2 separate regions of the Homo sapiens genome follow, and region 1 is linked to region 2. A link is an interaction called in ENCODE POLR2A ChIA-PET data of the cell type or tissue named here. Cell type or tissue: PC-9. All regions are shown on one strand. Links, peaks and the distances in the headings refer to the core of each region. The heading gives the core; the rest is flanking DNA. Region 1 overlaps BCKDHB (branched chain keto acid dehydrogenase E1 subunit beta). Region 2 has its middle 330 kb from the start of BCKDHB.

What was found. ChIA-PET counts read pairs that join two places held together with the same protein. Peaks named below come from ENCODE experiments on the same cell type or tissue, not always from the same donor. Only the 100,000 strongest peaks of a DNase experiment are listed, where the experiment ranks them.
Region 1: POLR2A ChIA-PET joins it to region 2 with 17 read pairs; 2 of 35 experiments call an interaction of 5 or more read pairs at or near these places.

The regions. Positions count from the first base shown.
Region 1 is chr6:80,118,139-80,127,681 of GRCh38, forward strand. BCKDHB (branched chain keto acid dehydrogenase E1 subunit beta) reads left to right here. Exons shown (of 10, transcript NM_183050.4): 2 at 9,409-9,486. Among named protein-coding and RNA genes, the nearest start is that of BCKDHB, 16 kb to the left of the region's middle. In PC-9, for the core only: no CTCF peak of the experiment used is centred there; a DNase peak (open chromatin) is centred at 4,733.
Region 2 is chr6:80,436,283-80,445,908 of GRCh38, forward strand. It overlaps a transcript of BCKDHB not described here. Among named protein-coding and RNA genes, the nearest start is that of BCKDHB, 330 kb to the left of the region's middle. RefSeq lists an enhancer at 2,057-3,256. In PC-9, for the core only: no CTCF peak of the experiment used is centred there; DNase peaks (open chromatin) are centred at 2,659 and 4,009; H3K4me3 peaks cover 612 bases; H3K27ac peaks cover 3,614 bases.

The DNA of each region.
Region 1 (9,543 bases), core at 1,544-9,543, 320 kb before region 2:
TAAAATCGAGAAGGATTTAAGGAAAGTACAGGCCTACCTCGGACATATTGTGGGTTTGGCTCCAGACCACTACAATAAAATGAATGTTGCAATATAGTGAATATTACAATAAAGTGAGTCACACAAATGTATTGGTTTCCCAGTGCATATTAACATGTTTACATTGTACTGTAGTCTAGTAAGTGTGCAATAGCATTATATCTAAAAGATCAATGTACATACTTTAATTAAGAAATACTTTATCGATAAAAATTGCCAACAATCATCTGAAACTTTGGCAAGTCATAATCTTTTTGCTGGTGGAGGGTCTTGCCTTGATGTTGATAGCTACTGACTGATCAGGGTAGTGGTTGCTGAAGGTTGTGGTGGCTGTGGCAACTTCATTAAAAAAAAAAAAGACAACAATGAAGTTTGCTGCATTGATAGAATCTTCCTTTCATGACAGATTTCTCTGTAGCATGAGATGCCGTTTGATAGCATTTTACCACAGTAGAACTTTTTTCAGAATTGAAATCAATTCTCCCAAACCCTGCCACTTCTTTATCAGCTAAGTTTGTGTAATATTGTAAGTCCTTTGTTGTCATTTCACAGTGTTCATGGCATCTTCATTAGCAATGGATTTCATCTCAAGGATCCACTTTTTTTTTTGAATTCATAGAAAGTAATAGATTCCATCTCAAGGCTCCACTTTCTTTGAGTTCTTCAGGTTGCATACGTAAAGAGCAACTCCTCATCCATTGAAGTTTTATCATGAGATTGTAGCAATTCAGTCACATCTTCAGGCTGCACTTCTAGTTCTCTTGCTATTTCTACCACGTCTGCAGTTATGTTCTTCTCTGAAGTTTTGAATCCCTCAAAGTCATCCATGAGGCTGGGCATGGTGGCTCACGCGTGTAGTCCTACCACTTTGGGAGGCCAAGGCTGGCGGATCATCTGAGCTAAGGAGTTTGAGACCAGCCTGGGCAGCATGTGAGACCTGGGCTCTACTAAAAATACAAAAAAATTAGCAGGCATGCTAGCGCATGCCTGTAATCCCTGGGGTGGCTGTGGTGTGAGAATTGGTTGATCCTGGGAGGTGGAGGTTGCAAAAAAAATAAAATGAACGAATGAATGAATGAATAAATGAAGTCATCCATGAGGGTTGAAATCAATTTATTTCAAACTCCTATAAATGTTGACTTCTTTTTTACTGTTTTTTGAGACAGAGTCTCACTCTGTCACGCAGGCTGGAGTGCAGTGGCATAATCTTGGCTGGCTGCAACCTCTACCTCCTGGGTTCAAGTGATTCTTGTGCCTTAGCCTCCTGAGTAGCTGGGATTACAGGTGTGCACCACCATACTGGGCTAATTTTTTGTATTTTTGGTAGAGGATGGGGTTTCGCCATGTTAGCCAGGCTGGTCTCGAACTCCTGGCCTCAAGTGATCCGCACCCCCCTTGGCCTCACAAAGTGCTGGGATTTCAAGTGTGAGCCATCACGCCTGGCCAATGTTGACATTTTGAAATTTCATGAACCATGAACATTCTAAATGGCATCTAGAATAGTCCTTCCCAGAAGATTTTCAATTTACTTTGCCCAGATCCATCAGAGTAATCATTTATGGCAGATATAGCTTTACAAAATGTATTTCTTAAATAATAAGACTTGAAAGTAGAAATTATTCCTTGATCTGTGAGGCACAGAATTGATGTATTAGCAGGCATGAAAACAATGTTAATCTTTTTTTTCCTATTTTTTTTTTCATTATACTTTAAGTTCTAGGGTACATGTACACAACGTGCAGGTTTGATACATAGGTATGTGCCATGTTGTTTTGCTGCACCCATCGACTCATCATTTACATTAGGTATTTCTTCTAATGCTATCCCTCCCCCAGCTTCCCAATCCCCGACAGGCCCTGGTGTGTGATGTTCCCCGCCCTGTGTCCAAGTGATCTCATTGTTCATTTCCCACTTATGAGTGAGAACATGTGGTGTTTGGTTTTCTGTCCTTGTGATAGTTTGCTGAGAATGATGGTTTCCAGCTTCATCCATGTCCCTGCAAAGGACATGAACTCATCATTTTGTATGGCTGCATAGTATTCCATGGTGTATATGTGCCACATTTTCTTAATCTAGTCTATCATTGATAGACATTTGGGTTGGTTCCAAGTCTTTGCTATTGTGAATAGTGCCACAATAAACATACATGTGCATGTGTCTTTATAGTAGCATGATTTATAATCCTTTGGATATATACCCAGTAATGGGATTGTTGGGTCAAATGGTAATTCTAGTTCTAGATCCTTGAGGAATCTCCACACTGTTTTCCACAATGGTTGAACCAATTTACACTCCCACCAAGAGTGTAAAAGTGTTCCTATTTCTCCACATCCTCTCCAGCATCTGTTGTTTCTTGACTTTTTAATGATTGCCATTCTAAATGGTGTGAGATGGTATCTCATTGTGATTTTGATTTGCATTTCTCTGATGACCGGTGATGATAAGCATTTTCTCATGTGTCTGTTGGCTGCATAGATGTCTTGTTTTGAGCAGTATCTGTTCATATTCTTTGCCCACTTTTTGATGGGTTTGTTTGTCTTTTTCTTGTAAATTTGTTTGAGTTCTTTGTAGATTCTGGATATTAGCCCTTTGTCAGATGGGTAGATTGCGAAAATTTTCTCCCATTCTGTAGGTTGCCCGTTCACTCTGATGATAGTTTATTTTGCCGTGCAGAAGCTCTTTAGTTTAATTAGATCCCCTTTGTCTATTTTGTCTTTTGTTGCCATTGCTTTTGATGTTTTAGTCATGAAGTCCTTGCCTATACCTATGTCCTGAATGGTATTGCCTAGGTTTTCTTCTAGGGATTTTATGGTTTTAGGTCTAACATTTAAGTCTTTAATCCATCTTGAGTTAATTTTTGTATAAGGTGTAAGGAAGGGATCCAGTTTCAGCTTTCTACATATGGCTAGCCAGTTTTCCCAGCACCATTTATTAAATAGGGAATCCTTTCCCCATTTCTTATTTTTGTCAGGTTTATTAAAGATCAGATGGTTGTAGATTTGTGGCATTATTTTTGAGGCCTCTGTTCTGTTCCATTGATCTATATCTCTGTTTTGGTACCAGTACCATGCTGTTTTGGTTACTGTAGCCTTGTAGTATAGTTTGAAGTCAGGTAGTGTGATACCTTTAGCTTTGTTCTTTTTGTTTAGGATTATCTTGGCTATGTGTGCTCTTTTTTGGTTCCATATGAACTTTAAAGTAGTTTTTTCCAATTCTGTGAAGAAAGTCATTGGTAGCTTGATGGGGATGGCACTGAATCTATAAGTTACTTTGGACAGTATGGCCATTTTCACAAACAGATTCTTCTTATCCATGAGCATGGAATATTCTTCCATTTGTTTGTGTCCTCTTTTATTTTGTTGAGCAGTGGTTTGTAGTTCTCCTTGAAGAGGTCCTTCACATTCCTTGTAAATTGGATTCCTAGGTATTTTATTTTGTTTGTAGCAATTGTGAATGGGAGTTCACTCATGATTTGGCTCTCTGTTAATGGTGTATAGGAATGCTTGTGATTTTTGCACATTGATTTTGTATCTTGAAACTTTGCAGAATTTGCTTATCAGCTTAAGGAGATTTTGGGCTGAGACGATGGGGTTTTCTAAATATACAATAATCTCATCTGCAAACAGGGACAATTTTACTTCCTCTTTTCCTAATTGAAAACCCTTTATTTGTTTCTCTTGCCTGATTGCGGCTAGAACTTCCAACACTATGTTGAATAGGAGTGGTGAGAGAGGGCATCCTTGTCTCGTGCCAGTTTTCAAAGGGAATGCTTCCAGTTTTTGCCAATTTAGTATGATATCGGCTGTGGGTTTGTCATAAATAGCTCTTATTATTTTGAGATATGTTCCATCAATACCTAGTTTATTGAGAGTTTTTAGCATGAAGGGCTGTTGAATTTTGTCGAAGGCCTTTTCTGCATCTATTGAGATAATCATGTGGTTTTTGTCATTGGTTCTGTTTATGTGATGGATTACGTTTATTGATTTGCATATGTTGAACCAGCCTTGCATCCCAGGGATGAAGTTGACTTGATCGTGGTGGATAAGATTTTTTATGTGCTGCTGGATTTGGTTTGCCAGTATTTTACTGAGAATTTTTGCATTGATGTTCATCAGGGATATTAGTCTAAAATTCTCTTCTTTTGTTGTGTCTGTCAGGCTTTGGTATCAGGATGATGTTAGCCTCATAAAATGAGTTAGGGAGGATTCCTTCTTTTTCTATTGATTGGAATAGTTCCAGAAGGTGTCGGGGGAACCCACCCCCAATATTTTAACGTAGGTTCTTTCTGTTTTCCATAAGTGTCATCTGGCTGAGAAATAAAGAGAAAGAGTACAAAGTGAGGAATTTTACAGCTGGGCCGCCGGGGGTGACATCCCATATTGGTAGGACCATGATGCCCACCTGAGGCTCAAACCAACAAGTTTTTTATTAAGGGTTTCAAAATTGGAGGGGGTTTAAAACAGGGAGTAGGTACAAAGATCACATGCTTCAAAGGGCAAAAAGCAGAGCAAAGATCACATGCTTCTGACCTAACAGGACAAAAGGCAAAACAGAACTACTGATAAGGGTCTATCTTCAGCTTTGCACATATTGTCTTGATAAACATCTTAAACAACAGAAAACAGGGTTTGAGAGCAGAGAACCAGTCTGACCACAAATTTACCAGCTTGGAGTTTTTCCCCACCCTAATAAGCCTGAGGGTACTGCAGGAGACCAGGGCGTATCTCAGTCCTTATCTCAACCACATAAGACAGACGCTCCCAGAGCGGATGTTTATAGGCCTTCCCCCCCTCCCCCCCGGCCCCCCCAGGAATGCATTCCTTTCCCTGGGTATTAATATTAATATTCCTTGCTAGGAAAAGAATTTAGCAATATCTCTCCTACTTGCATGTCCGTTTATAGGCTCTCTGCAAGAAGAAAAATATGGCTCTTTTTGCCTGACCCCACAGGCAGTCAGACCTTATGGTTGTCTTCCCTTGTTCCCTAAAAATTGCTGTTATTCTGTTGTTTTTCAAGGTGCACTGATTTCATATTGTTCAAACACACATGTTTTACAATCAATTTGTACAGTTAACACAATTATCACAGTGGTCCTGAGGTGATGTACATCCTCAGCTTACGAAGATAACAGAATTAAGAGATTAAAGTAAAACAGGTGTAAGAAATTATAAAAGTATTATTTGGGAACTGTTAAATGTCCATGAAATTTTCACGATTTATGTTCCTCTGTCATGGCTCCAGCCAGTCCCTCCATTTGGGATCCCTGACTTCCTGCAAGAAGAAGGAATGGTACCAGCAACTCTTTGTATCTCTGGTAGAATTCAGCTGTGAATCCATCTGGTCCTGGACTTTTTTTGGTTGGTAGGCTATTAATTATTGCCTCAATTTCAGAGCCTGTTATTGTTCTATTCAGAGATTCAACTTCTTCCTGGTTTAGTCTTGGGAGGGTGTATGTGTCCAGGAATTTATCCATTTCTTCTAGATTTTCTAGTTTATTTGCATAGAGGTGTTTATAGTATTCTCTGATGGTAGTTTGTATTTCTGTGGGATTGGTGGTGATATCTCCTTTATCATTTTTTATTGCATCTATTTGATTCTTCTCTGTTTTCTTCTTTATTAATCTTTCTAGTGGTCTATCAATTTTGTTGATCTTTTCAAAAAACCAGCTCCTGGATTCATTGATTTTTTTGAACGGTTTTTTTGTCTCTATCTCTTTCAGTTCTGCTCTGATCTTAGTTATTTCTTGCCTTCTGCTAGCTTTTGAATTTATTTGCTCTTGCTTCTCTAGTTCTTTTAATTGTGATGTTAGGGTGTCAATTTTAGATCTTTCCTGTTTTCTCTTGTGGGCATTTAGAGCTATAAATTTCCCTCTCCACACTGCTTTAAATGTGTCCCAGAGATTCTGGTACGTTGTGTCTTTGCTCTCATTGATTTCAAAGAACTTCTTTATTTCTGCCTTCTTTTCCTTATTTACCCAGTAGTCATTCAGGAGCAGGTTGTTCAGTTTCCATGTAGTTGTGCGGTTTTGAGTGAGTTTCTTAATCCTGAGTTCTAATTTGATTGCACTGCGGTTTGAGAGACAGTTTGTTGTTATTTCTGTTCTTTTACATTTGCTGAAAAGTGCTTTACTTCCAGTTATGTGGTCAATTTTAGAATAAGTGTGATGTAGTGCTGAGAAGAATGTGTATTCTGTTGATTTGGGGTGGAGAGTTCTGTAGATGTCTATTAGGTCCACTTGGTGCAGAGCTGAGTTCAGGTCCTGGATATCCTTGTTAACCTTGTTTCTCGTTGTTCTGTCTAATATTGACATTGGAGTGTTAAAGTCTCCCAATATTATTGTATGGGAGTCTCTTTGTAGGTCTCTAAGGACTTGCTTTATGAATCTGGGTGCTCCTGTATTGGGTGCATATATTTAGGATAGTTAGCTCTTCTTTTTGAATTGATCCCTTTACCATTATGTAATGGCCTTCTTTGTCTCTTTTGATCTGTGGAAAACAACGTTAATCTTATACATCTCCGTCAGAGCGCTTGGGTGACCAAGGCGCATTGTCAATGAGCAGTAATATTTTGAAAGGAATCTTTTTTTTTCCTGAGCAGTAGGTTTCAACAGTGGGCTTAAAATATTCAGGAAACCCTGATATAAATAGATGTGCTATCATTCAGGGTTTGTTGTTTCATTGAAAGAGAACAGGCAGAGTGGATTTAGCATAATTCTCAAGGGTGCTAGGACTTTCAGAATGGTGAATGAACATTGGCTTCAACTTCAAATCACCAGCTACATTAGCCCCTTACAAAAGAGTCCACCTGTCCTTTGAAGCCAGGCATTGACTTCTCTTTAGCTATGAAAATCCAAGATAGCATCTTCCAATAGAAGCTGTTTTGTCTCCATTGAAAATCTTTTGTTTAGTATAGCCACCTTCATCAATGATCTTAGTGAGATCTTCTGGATAATTTACTGCAGCTTCTCCATCAGCACTTTATGCTTCACTTTGCCGTTTTATGTACTGAGATGGCTTCTCTTCTTAAACCTCATGAACCAAGCTCTGCTATCTTCAGATTTTTCTTCGGCAGCTTCCTCACCTCTGTCAGCTTTCATAGAATTGAAAAGAGTTAGGAACTTGCCCTGGATTAGGCTTTGACTTAAGGGAATGTCGTGTGTGATTTGGTTTTCTATTCAGACCACTAAAATTTTCTTCATATCAGCAATAAGGCTATTTTGCTTTCTTATCATTTGTGTGCTTACTGGAATAACAGTTTACATTTTCTTCAAGAACTTTTCCTTTGCATTCACAACTAGGCTATTTGGTGCAAGAAGCCTAGCTTTCAGACTCTCTGGACTTTCAGCATGCCTTCCGTACTTAGCTTAGTCATTTCTAACTTACGATTTAAAGTGAGAGATATGCAGCTCCTCCTTTCACTTGAAAACTTAGAGATCACTGTAGGTCTAATTTTCATATTATTATGTCTCAGGGAATAGGGAAGCCTGAAGAAAGGGAGAGATAAAGGAGAATGACTGGTCAGTGGATCAGTGAGAACACATACAACATTTATTGAGGTTACTAATGTAATTGTCTTGGGGTGCCATGGCAGAATGTCAGAAGGCTGTGGCACCCCAAGACACTATAACCTCAAAGATCATTGATCAGAGATCATGATAACAGATGTAATAGTAATGAAAAAGTTTGAAATATTGTGAGAATTATGAAAATGTGATTCTGATGCTGATAGACTTGCTAGATACAGGGTTGCTACAAAGTTTCCATTTGTAAAAATTGCAATATCTGTAGGGCAAAATAAAGTGAAGCACAGTAAGACAAAGTATGCCTGTATCTATTAAGTGTTATAGCCCTAGCCTGAAGAAAAATAAATTTTTAAGTAATCATGGACATGTGGTATGATTGTATATCTTTTGCCATAAGTGATATAAAATAATATTTGAGTAAATTCGTATTATCTCCACCAAATATAAGAGTAGAAACAGGCTATGATTGTGGGCACAGAGGGCAGAGGACGTATCTGACTGGGGATTGCCAAGACCTGAACCCTGGGCATTCAGTACTGTTGAAAGGATCAGAGAGACATTAGATGCCAGAGTAGGCAGAACGTCAGAAGTCTGGAGTATCGGTGGATAATGGAAGGAGGAAAGATGTCATATGTCAGAACCTGCTGTGGAGCAATGCCAGGCTAGGGAAGAAAATGGGTCTCCAGGAAAAGGACAAGTGACCAATGTCCCATGGTCAGACAGTTGAAGGCAACAGCAGTAGCTGTTGTGACCCACACTGGGAATTAGATCTTGACTGTTGGGACACACTAGGCTAATGAATAGCATGGAGGTTAGGTGGGCAGTGATCAGGGTAAGCAACAGGTATCGAAATGATTTGTTATCAGCATGCTGTGGGTTAAGGCGACTACCAGCGTGTAGATCAGGCACTAGGATAAAGAGTGGGCCTTTCGATCGGGAGATTTAGGCTGAAGCCGTTCTGTGCTCTGAATTGTAATTTTGCAGAGGAGTTGACTTAAAGTTTTGGGATGACTGTGGGCATTGGGCAGCACCTGAGCTTGAATCGAAGCTCTAATGTCATGATGTTTCTGAATTCTAACATTTAGAACTTTATCAAATGAAGCTTTCCTATACCATTCAGAAGAGTACTAAGGTGAAGATAGAAGGACATGGACAGAGTCCAGAACCTAACAATGAATAGCTAATATTTATTCAGCACTCACTGTGTCAGGTACTGTTCTGAGTGTATTACATGTACTGCTTCATTTATTCCTCCTAAAAAATCCATTTAGGGAATGGACACTGGCTCACAGATATTCTATTTAAGTAATAAGACAATAAGAAGGACTAAATATGATGTGGTTAGGCATAAGATTATGGTATGTTCCAAACTCCAGCAGTTCCGGGTACCAAAGTTTATCTTTACCCTTCCTTATTGTTTTATGGTCCATGACCATTTGCTGTTGACGTATTTAGCACATGCCACTGGTCATGCACATTCCTTATGGCTTAGGTTCCTAACACCTGTCTGTGCTTCTTCCCAGACCACTCACTTTGACGGGTCTCCCTTTCTGACTTTCCATAGGTCTTATTGTCTACACGCATTTAGTCACTTGGTTATATTCCTTCTTCCTGTTTTATACTTTTACAAAAAATTGTTTAATATGGGTAAATTTTGCCCCATTAACAAGCTTCTCCAGGTCTGTATTGCTTTTGTATCTTATAGTATTATTGTAAATAATTCAGCAATTTGCATAATATCTTTCTTTGTACCTTGATTTTAGTCAAGTTGTAATTAACTGTTAAGAAACTGGTTGTTTTTATGTATTTTACAACACACGAAATGATTTTTTTTTTGATTTTCACAGGGCAAACTCAGAAAATGAATCTTTTCCAGTCTGTAACAAGTGCCTTGGATAACTCATTGGCCAAAGATCCTACTGCAGGTAACCCTGATATGTGCCTGAATTGTGGTAGCTGTGTTAATTCCAGAATTGAAGATT
Region 2 (9,626 bases), core at 608-8,607:
GGAGTAGCTGGGACTACAGGTGACCGCCACCACACCTGGCTAATTTTGCTTTTGTATTTTTAGTAGAGATGGGGTTTCACCGTGTTAGCCAGGATGGTCTCCATCTCCTGACCTCGTGATCCACCCGCCTTGGCCTCCTACTGGGCCCGGCCAAAATTCTTATTTTCAAAATATTATCCTGTTATAATCTCATGTTTTTACCCTATGGCATTTACCCATGTATTTAAGCATGTTAGATGCATGTACTGTTGTTTTTACTTCACCTGTCCCTTTCCATGTTTAGAAATCATCCTAGACATTCCTAAAAATGGTTTAAGTGTCACCTCCTCTGTGAAACCACTGCGAATTTAGAGGAATTTTTAAGCCTTTTCTTTGTGATTCCAAGGCATTTTGATAGTATTACTTATAGTGCTTTTCATATTATAAATATTTGATTAATACTCTTTCCCTTTTGAAGAAGATCTACAGTTTATTTCACTTCTTTCCGTAAATCCATGTAGAGATCCATGATTATATGTTGAATATATGCCTGACAGCATGATTGCTTTTTCTAAGAATATGTTTTCCTTTTAAGTACTGGTACATTCCAAACTACAGGTTGATTGTCACTACTCAACTGAATGCTTTGGGAGAACAGAATCATTCATGCCAAGCACTGATATTTTCCAAATTAGTCTGTGGAATAACCACTAGGTATAAGCTTTATTTTAGTTTTTTAGAATTGTTTTAATATACTCACCCATAATATTATTAGATGAGAAAAAGAAGATTTAGGCATTATTTTAATTAACTTAGTGTTTAAGACTATTTAAAATAGTATTTAATTTAATATAACTGATTATGAATTTCCAAACTTTTGAATTCTGCTGTCTCAGAAGTGTTCATCTTATAGACTTCCCAGAATAAAATCTTTAAAACCACCACAAAGTTCAGTAAAGAAAAAAAAATTCTTACATGGTTAAAACAATAGTTTAAGATATCATTACACTTTAACTTTTATTTCTGGAAAACAATCTTCAGAGCATTATCATTCATCTTAAGATTACTCATGTATGCATTCTTTGAAAATCTAACATCTTAACATGTATCCGCTGCCTTTTTTTTGCAAAGAGCCTCATTTTTCAAAAGTCACAATTAGAGGGCTTGCCAGCATTTTAACCTTGTGTTGGCTTCAATTCTCTTTGGAACAATGATCTCCCAGCCATAGTTACTACTTTCATCCTAGAAGCTCTCACTCATCCCATGAGGCTTTCTTCATTATTCCCAAGTTTAGCAACAGGGAAGCTGCAGTGTTCTCACAAAAAAAGTCCAAAAGTTGCTTAAAGAGTATAAGTAATATTTTCCATTTTTATTTAAATTTCTTTCTGATCCAGAGCCTTCCTTTTAGATTAAGACTAATTTCTTTGATGCTCATGGTTTTCAGATGATAAATCCCACAGTAACATTAGCATCTGACACTCTGAAAAAGCTCCTATGGTGCATAAATTTTCATCAAACACTCTAAATATTTTGTGGTTCTTAATGTTATGCTATATTTGAGTCAAGGAGTCATGGGATATATTTAAAAATCCAAATGACAGAGAAGTATATTGAATTGAAAAGTGATAGTTCTGCTGTACGTTCCAATCTATGCTGCAAATCCCCTTTTCCTTGCCAGAGATAACCTTGGTGCACTGTCTTCCTATGCCTGTCCTGTGTATCTCGCAGATGTATTTATTCATGTGGATGTCGCTTATTACGCACTGGATAATAGAAAGGATGAAACTCTTTATATCTGGGTCAACATCTGGCTTCCATTATATGTTGGATACTGAAGAAAATGAAGGAATACAAAGGCAAATTGCACTATTATCTCAGCCTCGGTTTCTTCCTCAGATCACATACACACTAGGAAACACAGTGCATACACACAGGCAGTTGTACTTAAATGATGTCATAATTTGCACACTGTTCTGCAACGTATTTTTGTTCTTACTACATCCTAGTTATTTTCTCATATCAGAACATTCCTCATCTTTCTTAACAAGGATCTCATAGCATAGACTTTTCATAATTTATGTAGCCATCACTGTATTGATAGGTGTTTACATTGTTTCTATTTTTTCTATTACAAAAATGTATTTGAAATTCATGTCTTTTTACATGCATGTTTTTACATGTGTACAAATATTTCTGTAAGACAGATTTCACTAAGTAGAACCAAAAAGTGATACAATTTTTTGTTTTCAAAAGATACCACTAAATAACTCCAAAAAGACCATAACAATTACATTTCACACTATGAAATTCCAAGATTCCTCATACCCTCATCAGCACTTGATAGTAAATGAGAAATATTTATATTACATATAAATGAAAAAAATTAAAATATACACTTGTGTTTCTAGCTCCAATTAGAGAAGTAACATTTTCAAAGCCTATTTGCTACTGAAAATTTAAAAGCACACATGAACTTTAGCATAACAAACACATATCATTTTCTGATTAAATGGGGTTACATCTGTGTTTGTTGTATTTGAGGATGAGCTCCTATAACAAAAAGGATCCAAAATACAGTGGCTTAACAAATGCAGAAATGAGTGTCTTTCTTGTGTAACAGAGCGGAAGTAAATAGCTCAGATGGGTGGGACAGATCAGCTATATGCAGTCATTCAGAGACAGATTCCATCTGAATAACTCAGACGGGTGGGACAGATCAGCTATATGCAGTCATTCAGAGATAGATTCCTGCAACCTAATTGCTCCCTCATCCTCTGGGATACAAATGAAGCTGGACCCCTGCCACATACAGAAAACATCTTAATGAGTTTTGCTGAATGTTTTAATTTCCAGACCCAGACACATCACTTCTGCTCACATTCTATTAACCAGAACTTGTCCATCTAACTGCTAGAGAGGCTGAGAAATACAACCTAGTTCAGAGGTTTCGACTCAATCACAATTTTATTTTCATGGCAAAAGGGAAGAACAGATTTTGGTGGAACTCAGTCGCATTTACTACTGCCCCCAATGTCATAGTAATATTCAAATAACTGAACTAAATAAAAAAGATGGCATTTCATAAAGGCAAATCCAGGAGAAGATAGAAATTGACATATTCAAAAGGCAATGTTTATATATATGAGCTTTAAATTACATAGAAATTTTCTTCCAATAATATTTTTTAAAGTGTTTACAACTATTTGGTCCATCCTAGGTCATCTGAAGTAAGTAAGCATTTCTTCTTATCTGTGGAAATATTCTATAAATATTGCAATGACTTAAAACGAAGTTCCCAAGATACCTCAAATTGTCATATTTCCTTCAGTTTGTATTAGTTTCATCTCATTACTTTAATCCTGGGCCACTTTTTAAAGGGCTAAACAAAAACAAATTTGTAACTACTTAACATTTTGAAAGTATACACAAGTAAGCCTAAGAAGAATTTAATGTCTAGAAATAAAATGCACCAAATGTATGCTCTACAGCAGGGGAAATCAATTCTAAAGCTGGGCCTGGGATAGAGAATAGAGGAGGCCAAAACCCTCTCTAGTTAGACTTAAGTCTGTACTAGAAGACATGCCTAACTCCTGTCTTGCTGGCACAATGAACACATTTAACTAAAGGCATACAACAAAGCCATTATTGTTTTCTGGAAGATGATAAGACCAACAGAATAGTATAATGCCTTTTTTGGCACTGAGAGATGAAGTCAGAGAACTTTGGAACTCAAAAGGAGCAATAAAATGGCCATGTGAAAAGGACACTTTGGAAATACAGTAATGACAGAAATATAAGATGCATAAATGTGATCAAGATTTACTGGTAGAGATGTGCTTCTGAGGTGCTGTCACTCTCTGCCACACCTGGCAGCAGGATGTTAGATGAGATGGGAGCCCACAATTAAATACCAATAAAGGTAACTTCAGGACTTCAGCCTGTGGCCTGCTTCATTCTGACCTCATAAAGAAGGTAGTCTGTGAAATGTATGCATGAGCCAAGGACTGTGTAAAAGGTAATACAATGACTAAGTACTCAACAAAAAAACAGAGAGGAGCAGGTAGTTTATGACTAACTTTACCAGATGGCTTCCTTAAGCACAGTCATAAATAATAAGTGAATGTCACATAAAAAGAATCACAGGAAGAGAATGGATGGACAGCTTCTTTACCATATGCCTTTTGCAAGATCCCTGATGGATTTAAATTCTGTTGGTTTTTTAGAGAAGTTGTTCATACCTCAATCCTGTGCCGTTCTTAGATTACACTGATCAGTCTCTTCTCTGCTCATAAACACCCCACATGCCCATGTTTGTTAACTAAAGATGTAATTTACTTCTGTTTTTAGCTTGGTACATTTTTTTTTTTTTTTCTGAACGTGTGTCTCTACAACTCCCTTTCACTTATCATTGTTCTGCTTTCAGTTGAGTCACTCAGTCATCGCTAAGGACTCATTAGCTGGTTAATGAGAAGCACTGTATGGAGAGAAAACTGTGCGCCTGCCAACTGCCTGCCGAAGGACCTGGGCTTTAATTTTCTTGCCATTTCAATCCCAATCTTTCTTTAGGAGACTGATGATAAGGTTCGGAGTGGACTCTTTGTTTGATGGCTTTCTAATATGGAGACAGTTCCAAGAGAGCCAGGATTAAATTGGCCAACTTCATGCACATGTGTGACCCAACCCAAATTACAGTCCAGGTGGCTGGTGGTGAAAGCCAACTCATTAACCTACAGTGACACCTGTTCATCTGACACACCTTTCCTGAGCTCAAAAGGTCTATTTCTTTTGAAATATTTATGGCTCTGAAACTAAAGGTCATTCCATTCTTGTCTTTAACTTCACATGATGGTTAAAACAGACACTTAAAATAATAAAATCACCTTTAAAGGCAGAGAAGAAACATACAAAGAAGTGTCCTTTCTGTCAGGACAGAAAGAAAATAAAATGTGCATATAGCATCCTGAAAGAAAAATCTTAACCCAATTTTAAGTGGGAGTTTTATTCAAATATCCAAATGACAGTTTCTATGGCACATCTTCAATTTGTTCATAGTAACCAAATTGAACATATTGCCTTATTCTGTTATGTGTATGTATGTCCTCTTGGCTGCCAAACTCTGGAGAGCTCAAAACAAGTGTGCAAGCAAAACTGAAAGAGGTTAATATCACAAGAGAACCTGCCACTTATAAAGGTCTTCTCTGTGTTGATTCTCAGAGACATGTTAATGGTCAATTTAATAAAAATAATTTAGTAATTTTTTGCCTGACACTTTAGATTTAATTTTTTAATTAAAATAACATATAATAAACAGACAAAGATTTTGTCATTTTAGATAAAGTTAGTAACTTTGGCTTTGGTTTTCCTTCTGGTTCCTCAGTGCTTTTTTGCAGTGTTTACCTATCTGTGGTCTCATGTCTTTCCCATTAATTCATTGAAATTGCTGTCATCATGTTTGTTATTAAATTCAAGTGACATTTCTCAGTTCTTAACCTATTTGACCTCTTATTTATCCAGCCAAAAAATATATACCAAATAGCTACTAAGTGCCAGGCACTGCATTTAGATGATAGGAATAAATGCTGAAGTAGACATATAAAGTCCCTACAGTTGTGGCATTTACAGTGGAATAGGAGAGCTTAATATTAAACAGTTACATAAACAATTATTCAATTACAATATGATTAATGATACAAAGAACAAATATAGCGTGCAATAAGAGCATATAAATGAAAAATATAATTTAGTTGGATATGTCAGGGAAATGTCCCTGAGAAAAAGACAGCTAACCTTAATATTAAAACTTATTTACTCAAAAATAAGTGTGCGAAACTGTATAGTTAACTTATCTTCAATTCAGTCAATCTAAAACATCAACTAAATAATGTATTCACAGATATACCACACAATGACAGTTAGTGTTCGTAATGATAATCTTGGATGAGAAAAGAGCCTACAGGGTCTTTTAGATCATCACAGTTAAATTATACTTGGCTAATATAGTTTGAATATTTAGTACAATTTCATGTTCAAAACTTCTGAAACACTTTTATTCACATGTAGACCATATAATACTTATATTATAGTAGACCATCCTATTTCACAATCAAATTATACAACAGTATACTAAATTATCATATCAGTTTTTTGTTTCTTTAATAGTTGCTAATATATGTGTATAGTTGTGAACATACCTGTATATGTGTATGTGATATGTATATATATCAACTGTATAGTTAAAACACCACATGTATAGAAGAGACCATCTGACTAGTATTTAAGCTTAGCCATGAGAATGGAATTTGGAAGATGAAGAATGTGACCTGGAGGAAAGAAGAAAATGATTACAGAGGGGCATTTGAGAGTGAGAGGATAGAGAAGAGAGAAAGAGGTTGAGGAAAGAAGATATCAGAGTCCCCTCACTGCCCTCCCCATTAACACACTCAAGGCTAAGCTAGTGAGGGGAGAGTATCTTTGGGATACTGGACAAAATATGGAATTCCAAGAACCAGGAAGCTTTTGTCTTATTCTAAAAGGATATAACTTGCAGGCTGTCTCCAGATCAATTGAGTGGTAGATCCATATTACAAATAAACATGATAGCAGAGTGTGATTAGGCAGAAGAAGGTGCATCTCAGCACCTCCTTCTGTGTAATGTGGAAATGAGCAGCTATTGTAGTGGGAATGAGCAACTCCACAGTAAAGGCATTAGGCTGTGCCATCTGGGCAGTGGATGACAGAGATATCAGTGTGTGGCTGGGGTCTGAAGCCTGTTCAGGGTCAAGATGAGCCTAAGTCATCCAGAAAGGCTGATGAAATCAGCAAAAGTCAGCCAGACAAAGGGCACTGTCAAGGCCATCATATGGCTCTAAGCATCCCTTTTCCCACCTCCTCAAGAGCACCAAGAAAGACACCAACATCCATTGCCAATTTCCTTCTCCTTGCCAGTAGGGAGGCTGAAAAAAAACAGATACTCTCTTTCTATTAATATATCTTCCTTATAGAGTAGGATGGATATTTGGCTAAGTATTGATCAATAAGATAAAGTGGAATTTGCTGGGTGGTGGGCGGGGGTCCTTTGTGTAATAATTTTGTGTCTTGATAAAGTAGGAATATGGCTGGGACCATCCCTGACTCTCTTTTTTCCTTGAATGTGAACACATGAGTGAAGCATACATCCATTGTCCATGGGGCAAGAAACATGAGGATGAAAAGCCAATATGTTAAGGACATGAAGTGAAAAGCGGGAAGAGCTTCTTATTCATGTTATCACTGAGCAGGTAAGTTAACAGTAACAGCTGCTTATATTTGGATTTTTTTGGTAAGGCAAAACAAACTCTTATTTGTTTAGGTCACTAAGCAAGTTTTCTATACTTTAGCCTTTTACTTTTTCACCACAAATTTCATTTATTTATTTATATATTTTTTAACTGTAGGAATGGGGTCTCATCATGTTGCCCAGGCTAGTTTCAAACTCCCGGCTTAAGGAATCCTCCTGCTGCATACTCCCAAAATGCTGGGATTACAGGCTATTCACCACAAATTGCATTGAGTGTCCATGTGATAGTTAATGTGAGTTTACTGAGGGTCCATCTAACAGATAGTTGTATAAGATCCCATATGTTCAGATATCTGAAAGATGAACGTGTCTACTGGAGTCATCTAAGCCAAGACTTAGTTACATAACACTGATTGAACCAAGTTTAAAATTTAAAACTTATTTTTCCCCTCTATCTAGTATTAGAAGTCAAAGTAAAGAAATTACATATTTCACTACTCTCTAGATTATGATATGGGTAAATTGGTGACCTAATTACAAAATCTTTAAAAGCTACAATTTTTAGTTAGCTAGAAAATAGTGTTTTTGTGGGGAGAGGAGTTGAAATGGAGGAAAATGATTTCAGGAAGGTTAAGTGGCAGCCAGATTGTGAAGAAACTTGTATGCCAAGATTTAAAAACGGACTTTGACTTGTAGATGTTTGGAAGTCACGGAAGAGTTTAAAATAGGAGATTAATATAAAATTAATATTTAAGAAAATTGCTTTGGAATCTATGGGGAAGGAAGAATGGAAGAGAAATAGAAAGATAAAAATGAAACTTTTAAGAGGCTAATGTAAACATGTTACGCCATGCCAGGAATATAATTCTTGATACTTATTAAAATAATTTAACCTGTAGTTCTGGTTTGCCTAACATTATCAACATAATAATAGCAGACACAGATGACAAAAAATAAAGATTTAAGTCTATTTAAAATGATTTTAATATAGTCAAAGTATTTTCTAATAACTCATCTCTTATATTAGTCAAAAGCACGCAACTGTTAAATTCGTGTGAAATTGCATATAGTGTCTTCATCCCAGCAGGTGCACAATAACTGCTTACTGACTGATGAGCTGAATTGAATTCAACAACTTATTACTAAATGCCTACTGCATATGTGCATTTACAAACAATTTTTAAAATGTCTTGCATATAGATATGGCCACCATAACACCTAGTTTTTCTGAGAGTAAATAATATCGTCAAATTTTGTGTTTTATTATTTACATAAACACAGTTATACTTGTCAAATCATGTCTCAATTTTTGTTTCAGAAATGTTAGTGCATATTCTTATGTTGCAATATAACCTAACAAATATGAACAATTATTAACACTACCTACATTTTTCTTTCCTTCCTGATACAGAATTTTTTAAGAGAATGAGATGGCCTCAAATTCTCAAGGTTGTGGCTGTCTATAGAAATGAATTGCCTAAAACAATCTTTTGAGTCTTCTAAACTGTAAGGTACATTTGAAAGTATTATCCACCCTTAGTATGAGGCAAACACTTCCTTGCCTCTTGTTTATATCTACCTTGGCACTAAAAATGATTCTTATCCTGTTTGGCTCTATCTTTCTGACTGGGCTACAGTGTTCACCCCTTTGCCTGGCACATCCCATTGACTTTGCAGTTAGTAGGACAAGGAACTCTTGTGCTTTCAGTATACAGGACTGAAGAAATTTTGTACTCATTTTTTTATCCTCTATGTGCCAAGGTTAAATATTTAACTACCTGTACATCATCAAAAAATATATCAAACCATTGCTTCAGATAGATCTGGGTTTGTTTTTGCTATCAGTTTTCTTTTCTAAAGGAAAAGACCCACAAGGATTCACTTACAAGCCAGGGTAAGACTGTTGGTGAGTGCTGGTTCCCACAGCTGAGTGAGACTCAATTGAAAGAAGCCAGGAAGAATGACTTACAAGGCAGAGGTCAGGAGAACTAATCACAACTGTAAATATATCTGTATCTATTATTATTTTAAGGATATTTCAACACTCCATAGAATGCGTAACCTGGTGTGGCTGATTTTAAGGAGAATATACCTAAAGTATCATAAGATGCAGAGACTTGTAGCAGATACATCTTAATAGCAGAGACTATAGAATGAGCCTTGAACCTACCCTTATCTGCTCCTGGCAACATTTAGAGATGTCGAGAGGAGGTCCACAAAATGAAACATATTAATATTTCATTTTCCTTTGACAAAATATACTCTTTAAAATTTTATACACATTCATTTTATTATTCCCCCAGCAAACCTGCCATGTTAAACTGTTAGGTTTAACTGTTAGGACCTAGTAGGTGCACATAAGTGAATAAAT